Regions from separate parts of the Homo sapiens genome. Here region 1 is linked to region 2. The links are chromatin contacts, found by Hi-C or POLR2A ChIA-PET in ENCODE. All regions are on one chromosome and are shown on one strand. The core of a region is the stretch at or near the end of the contact, and the rest is flanking DNA. Distances in the headings are between cores, read along the strand shown.

Region 1 (4,095 bases), core at 840-3,339, 430 kb after region 2:
CCAACAGTCCATTTCACCCAAAACAAAATCCAAACAAGCTTTAAGTCAGTGCCTGTTCATCTCCCCTCAACCATCCCCAGTCTCATCTGCTTCTTTGTTGGACAACTCCTGTGTACACTGATGGCCTCCTACCCAAAGCACCTGTGTCTCTTTGCCTGAAGATCCCTCTCCAGCCATAGGAACATGAGGGGTGGGCTGTAAGTTGCCCTGAGAACAGCTCTCAACCAAGGACAGACAAGAGTTGCTGGATAAACATCCTAGTTTCCTTGGGCCTTGGTGGGACAGTTCTGAAGTATGTCCTACACAGTCTCTCATAAGGTCCCCAGAAGGACTGACCCCAGTGGCCATCAGCGGTAACCTATATATTAACATAAGTTTTATTGGCTTTTCTCCTTCTCTGTCTCACTTCCCATTCTCTCACCATGCTTCCTGGGATCATCTTCCAAATATTAATAGATTACTTTTCACCCCCAAATCTTTGTCTCCAGGATTACTTTTGAGAGAACCCAAACTAAAACATAGTCAAGCCAGGAAGATGACACTGAAAGGAGGAGGAAGAGGAGGACACATTTTGTAGAAGATAAAATGCCACATGCTTGGAACTCAGTCATGAGCCCCAGGAAACAGTGATAGATACTTCCTTTGGTTATTCTGAAGAAACAGATACTTATGTGAAAAAAAGCTAAACACCTTTCAGTCTTCCAGGATAGAATAGACAATGATTATAAGCAGATTAAAAATATATAACCGCTGGGCACAGTGGCTCACGCCAGTAATCCCAACACTTTGGGAGGCCGAGGTGGGTGGATCACAAGGTCAGGAGTTCGAGACCAGCCTGACCAACATGGTGAAACCCTGTCTCTACTAAAAATACAAAAATTAGCCCGGCGTGGTGGCATGTGCCTGTAATCCCAGCTACTCGGGAGGCTGAGGCAGGAGAATCGCTTGAACCCAGGAGGCGGAGGTTGCAGTGAGCCGAGATCATGCCACTGCACTCCAGCCTGGGTGACAGAGTGAGACTCTGTGTCAAAATAAATAAATAAAATAAAATATATACACACACCATTGTGAGGGGTATTTAGTGCAAATTAAGACAAATCCTGCAAAGGACTAGAGGAACCAAATAGGACTGTGGAGGGAGGACAAAGGGGCAGGTGGGCCAGATCCATTGTAGACCAAGAAGTGTGGGAAGGATTAGGCTCTTAATTGCAGAAATGAATGTATTGCCAGAACAGTTTTTAAAAAGGTCACAATGACAACAATGAACAAAATAGCTAATGTTGACTTAAGTTTTACTATATGCCAGGGAGTAAAATAGGGCTTTACATAAACTATCTTATTTAATTGTCACAACATCCCTATGATATCACTTCTTTTGTTGTCCTTAATTTACAGATAGTGAGACAGAATGTGAATAAACTAACCTTGCATGGTCACACAGGTAATAGCCACAGAGGGGAAGGATATAGTTTACTCTATCTATCCATCTATCTGCTTGCATATCTATCTATTCATCCCTCATCTAAATATGTATCTCTACTTATCTATCTCTCCAAATACATATATTTTATTTATGCAGTGAGATCTGGTGGACTTTAATTGCAAAATAACTTGAGAGAAAAGAGAATTAATTATAAGAAGTACAGAAAAAGAAACAGAGCAGAAGCAATTCCTGGACTGTGCTGTACCAGGCAGATGGGCAATATAGTCAGTATGCAGTGTTGGCTCTTTCTTTGGGAGAATGAGGTCATATCTACTGGCAAGGCCCCCTTCCCTTTATTCCCACTATACTGCTTGGGAATTTCTGATTTAAAAAAAATACTGTTGATAACAGAAATGACCAATTCATCATATTGTCTTGACCAAAGAGCAGCTCATACTGTGACACACTTGCCTCTCTAGTATCTCTGGGGAGGATGTTCGTAAGTGAGATTGGAGGAGTAATCGCCCCCCAGGACCGTGGGATAGGTTGTGCACGTTGTATACTGCACAGTCCCATGGGGGTGTTAGTCTCTCTGAATGGAGTCCCCAGAGTTATGCAGTGCACAACCTGTGTATAAGGCAGCCCTGCCTGCCCCCACCAATAAGATCAGCCATATGAACTGCATGACCAATGGCACAGCTGGAGCCCTCTCATTTGTCACTGTTTCTAGGCACATTTGCAGATAAAATGTTGAGATTGTGATCAGATTATGATCAGAACTTTCAAGAGTTCTGGAAAGAAGAGTTCTGGAAAGAAACACTGACATAAAGGAGAAGAAAAGAACAGGAACTCCCTCTGAGTTTGCATAACTTTCAATGTTCACAGCCTCCTGTTGCCTTTCTAGGAGGTGCCCTACTGTGTATTGCTGGGGTCGTATAGCCAATTGGCGAACTAGCTGATAAACCCTGGACAGAAATAGAAACTACAAGAAGTGAAACAAAGTTCCATCCAAGAATGAAACAACAACTGATCACGTGAGATGCCCATGTCATCACTTGACCCACAGACAGGGGAGCAAATATATTGATGATCTGGTCCTCCTGCCGGACTGTTGGTATTCATCCCTGTAAGTGAGAGGAAGGAAACATTGCAACTTAATGGGTGAGTCCTTCCTTCTGGTGAATTTAACATCATGCATTTGCTAGATTTGCTAGCCATGCAGTTATGGTGAAAACAGGAAAGATCCCTTTGGGTTTAACTATAGATTAGCCATAGGATTTGCAACCAGGAAAAGACCTTCAAGATCAATTCTATTGGAACATGGACAATTAACATAAATAAACTGAGAAACAGACAGACTGTGTTACTTGTAGCTAATTATTTTAACTCCCATCTCAGCACTCTTTCCCAACACAACCCATTATCTTAACAACTATAATAGTACTAACAGCCATTATTATAACCAACATGTTTGTCGGGGAGAAAGGTGACAAGAGGAGGGTAGAGGACAGAATTAGTTGAACACTTACTCTGTGCCAGGCGATAGTTTTAAGCTTTCTACATCTATTCATTTCAATCCTCACAACAACTCTTACAGGTCAATAGTGTTTCCCTTTCACAAGTTAGGAAACTGAGGCACAGATAGGTGATTTTATTTGTTCAAAGTCACAGAGAGGGCACATGGCTGAGCTGAGATTCAAACCCAAGCAGTGTGACTATGAAGCTTATTATCTTAACTATTCCACCATCATCGAAGGATATATTTACAAGATTTTTTAATTGTAATAAATTCTGTGCTTTATCTTTTTTTAAAAAAAAAATTTAATTAACAAAGAATAGGAAGACTTTCTATTCTTCACCCGGAGATGGACGATACCATGTTACTTGGCTTTTATCCACATAGCTGTCTTATTTTAGGTGCTGTTATTTGAACCAGAGTACATCCAAATAAGTGTAGTTTAAAAGAAATCATGATTATAAGGGGTTCCCAGTTTTTGCAAGGCATGATTTCTATAGACTCCTCCTTAATAGCTTCCTTTATCTTGGCCATCCGTGCTCACAAACATTTTCTAGCAGAGTACCAACCGCACAAATAGAGAGTAGGATGAGATCTTCAGCTTTAAGTTGGCAACGTGTATATATCTCAATGTGAATGATCCAAGTTTTGCAAATGGGAGAAAAAGCAAAAATGCCAGATTCTTTCATTTAACTCCATTATTTAAAAAATTGTGTTTACCTTTATTATCAATGATAATTGACAGTTACGCTTGAAAATGAATTTTTTTTTTAAAGTGGAAGCTTATCACTGGCCAGAATTAAGAAATATAAATCTTTTTTTTTTTTTTTTTTTTTTTTTGAGATAGAGTTTTGCTCTTGTTGCCCAGGCTGGAGTGCAATGGTGCGATCTCGGCTCACCACAACCTCCACCTCCCAGGTTCAAGTGATTCTCCTGCCTCAGCCTCCCAAGTAGCTGAGATAACAGGCATGTGCCACCACAACAAGCTAATTTTGTATTTTTAGTAGAAACAGGGTTTCTGCATGTGGTCAGGCCATTCTCAAACTCCTGACCTCAGGTGATCCACCTGCCTCAGCCTCCCAAAGTGCTTGGATTACACGTGTGAGCCACCCCACACAGCCTTCTTTTTTCTTTTATAGAGACAGTGTATTCCTGT
Region 2 (3,694 bases), core at 678-3,177:
AAACTTTATACCCACTAGTACCTCTCCATTTCCTCCTCTCCCTCGTTCCTAATAACCACCATTCTATTCTCTGTTTCTATGAGTTTGACTATTTTAGATTCCTCAAACAAGTGGTATCATGCAGTAGTTGTCTTTCTGTGTCTGGCTTACTTCACTTAGCATAATGTCTTCCAGGTTCATCCATGTTGTCACATATGGCGGGATTTCCTTCTTTCTTAAGACTGAATAATATTCCATTGTGGGTATATACATTTTCGTTATCCATTCATCTGTCAATGGACATTTAGGTTGCTTTTATGTCTTGGCTATTTTAAGTAATGTAGCAATGAACATGGAAGAAGTGCAGATATCTCTTGGACATACTGATTTCATTTCCTTTGGATATGTACACAGAAGTAGAATTGCTGGATCATATGACAGTCCTGCTTTTTAAATCCTGAGGAACCTCTATGCAGTTTTCCATGATGGCTGTATTAATTTACATTTCCATCAACAGTGTAAAAGGTTTTTCTCTTCTCCACATCCTTGCCAACACTTCTTATTTGCTTTTTTGGTAATACCCATCCTAACTAGCATGAGGTAATATCTCACTGTGGTTTTAATTTGCGTAACTCTGATAATTAGTGACGTGATTATTGAGCATATTTTCATATATCTATTGGTCAAGTGTACATCTTTTTGGGAAAACGTCTATTCATTTTCTTTGCTCATTTTTTAATCAGATTTTGTTATTTCATTATTGAGTTGTAGGCACACTCTAACATACATTGGACATGAACCCTTTATCAGTGTATATGATTTGCAAATACTTTCTTCCATTCCATAGGTTTCTTTTTCATTTTGTCGATCGTTTCTTTTGCTGTGCAGAAGGTTTTTACTTTACCTGACAATTTTCAACCCATCTTTTAAGGTTCTGCTCAGGTATTTCCTGTCCCGAGAAACTCCCCCACGTTTTCTTCCCTTGTTGTTGTTGGGTTCCCTTCCCAAGGAACAGCATCCTGAGCTCTCCCATGGCCAACAAAGTCATACGCACTGCTTCTCCTGAAATACTTCCAGTATATGCTTGGTGTCCTATGCAGTTTTTCGCACTTGTCCCACATGTTTTATTTTTCTACATAATACTGTTAGTGAAGATTGCATTAAAATAATTGGAGTAAGTTTGGTAGATGTCCACTTTGTACTTCCAGCTTCTACCATGGTCTGGTCTGCAAGTATGTAAGATGTATGAGCAGGGAACAAGGTTCTCACTTTCATGCATGCTTAAATCTGAAAGATGATCAGCAATAACTTGTCTTTTTTATTGAGATTTTCTAGATGAAGCTGAAACATGTGAGAGCTAACATTTCCCTTTGAAGGGCTGGCTGCTGATAAAATGAAGTATATATAACTCCTAGTCTTGGAAGGTGGTGGGAAATGGATTCCACACTGCTGCTCCTGCCAGAAATTTGGTGTGCCTACCAGTTGTGTCTTGGCCAGTTTAGTGGCCTGAAAGTTGCACAAAGCTACCAGGCTTCCAGTCAGTATAGCCTAGAAAATGAAAAGAAATGATACATTTGGTGCCTGTGTAAAGTATGTGGGAATTAAAAGCCCTGTGATAAGTGTATAATGAGAAAACTGAATACTCTCCTTCATTTATAAAATGGGATAAAATCTCAACTATTTTATTATTTGGTGACATTTTTATTTGGTAATAAATGTTTTCAGCAGCAGCTGAATAAAACAAAAAAAAGTGCATGTTAAATGAAAAACTAAGTACTGAATTTCCATGTAATAAGAAATCTGGCCAATATGTAACTTGTAAATGATAGTAAATGTTTGATGACATTTACTATCCAACATGGGGGGTCCTGGTGATATCACTAACCACGTGAAAACCAGACCCTAATCTACTAAAGAAGCACCAGCTTCTACCTCACACATCAGAACTGTTTTAAGAATGCCGTGCCCCTAAACAGTTTCACTTGTGCAGCTGCAGAAGGTGTGTTTACATATCATCCTGTGAAGCATGACTTTTCATCTAGATCAAACAATAATTCTTTAAATTAATTTTGACTATTCTTATTCCAAGTCCGTACATACAAAAAGTGAACTGATACCTGCACATGTGATGGCTACATTAGCAAAAGAGCTGCCACATAGCTGTATGAAGCCCTTTGCTATTAGAATCCTGATACTTCAGATTATCAGCTAGTTCCAATGAAGATTTTTTTTTTTTCATACAAGTCATGAAATCAAAGTAAAACTTTTGGAAGCTTATTCTCAGGTAAAACGTCTGACATTGTTGGGACTGCTGCTATAAATTCAGTTCAAAAGTTCCATATTGTTCAAAAGGTCAATATTGAAGACATGTTTTTATAGTAGTAATAGGAATACAAAATTTTGGGGGAGCACAGGTTCATGGAAAAATAATGTTCTTACTAAATTCATAAAGTAACAGACCAGAACTTGGAAGTGATTGTGGGCACATAATTCATAAATGTGTCCAATCCACTGTGATTGATATTCCACTAAAGGAAATAGAAACTATCATCATCAAAAATTACAAATATTTCTACATATAAGGTAACTATAGTATGAAATTCTTGTGGCAGAGCTTATATGAAGTATCCAACCACCCTCTACACCCCAATAAAACACCAGTATCAATCAAATGAAAAAACCTCATGCATCAACAATAACAATAGAAACTTCAGCTTGGGCGTACACATTTTCTGTTGCTCATCAGTAATCTGATTTTAGAAACATTTGAGCCTTTAAATAACTACTTGGCAAATCAGCCTACGCCTTTTGAAATAATTCTTTAAATGTTGGTTGCATTTTGATGAAAATTAATTGGAATATTTTGATAAATTATTCAATAAATGGAGTACAAAAATTTCAGGTTGTGGAGCTTTTTATGAATTACAATTATCTAAAACGAGCTTACTTAGGGACAATTTGAAATTGTTTCTACCAGATCGAGGGGGGAAATTAACAAATTAAACTGTGGGAGCTCAGAGGTATATGCTACCTTGACTTGTGGGAAGGATCTTTTGATGAAGTTTCTACTTTTAATTGGATCAATTTCTATTCTGTACTGAAATGGAATATAATTAAAAGTCCTTCAATTTTACAACATTTAACTTGGGTGAAACATTCAAAAGAATAATCTTAGGTAGAAATTATTTGACAAGCTGTATTTTGTAATATCTGATGGGGTATCTTGTAAAAATATTTGTTGAATAAAGATAAATGGGGGCCAAATACATACCCTGTAAAGTTATTCAGGCTGAAATATTAACACAATTCAATATAAAAATGTTAAAATTGAGAATACTCCCCATTTAGCCGCATTTGCTCTTAGCTTACTAAATAATTCAGCATCTGTAGAGAGAGTATTTTCTCAACTAAAAATATTTTGGACCACAAAAAAGGTCAATTTCAAGTTTATTAATCACAAATTACAAAAATAATATGGCAGACAGTTTTATTTAAAAAATTAAAAGCTTGTTTTCAGAATGTGGCTTAGAAAAGGAATTTAAAAAATAGAAAAATTAAAAGCAAAAGACACTGAAATAACATTCTTCAAATATGCTAGTGACATACTGCATTACAGGTAGATATGACTAAGAAACTGATTATACTATGTGACTATATACTAATAATTATTCCACTTATATTTTCTTAATTTAAAATTATTCATTTAAAAATTGTG

The links. Hi-C counts contacts between places; a loop is a spot of excess contacts on that map. ChIA-PET counts read pairs that join two places held with the same protein, here RNA polymerase II (POLR2A). Pooled maps may share reads with other maps.
Region 1: a pooled map shows a loop between it and region 2 (2.9-fold over the local background). The contact joins two enhancer-like sites. A Hi-C loop is called at or near these places in 10 of 37 single-sample maps with no recorded cell type and 5 of 50 pooled maps. POLR2A ChIA-PET finds 5 or more read pairs at or near these places in 1 of 52 experiments (OCI-LY7).

The regions. Positions count from the first base shown.
Region 1 is chr7:22,870,167-22,874,261 of GRCh38, forward strand. No RefSeq gene overlaps it. Among named protein-coding and RNA genes, the nearest start is that of SNORD93, 16 kb to the left of the region's middle. RefSeq lists an enhancer at 2,463-2,572. Within about 2 kb of position 2,090, at least 3 of the 41 ENCODE cell types and tissues checked have a DNase peak (open chromatin) inside an H3K27ac peak, as active enhancers do.
Region 2 is chr7:22,437,229-22,440,922 of GRCh38, forward strand. The region is part of intron 4 of STEAP1B (STEAP family member 1B); the gene reads right to left. Among named protein-coding and RNA genes, the nearest start is that of STEAP1B, 61 kb to the right of the region's middle. Within about 2 kb of position 1,928, at least 2 of the 41 ENCODE cell types and tissues checked have a DNase peak (open chromatin) inside an H3K27ac peak, as active enhancers do.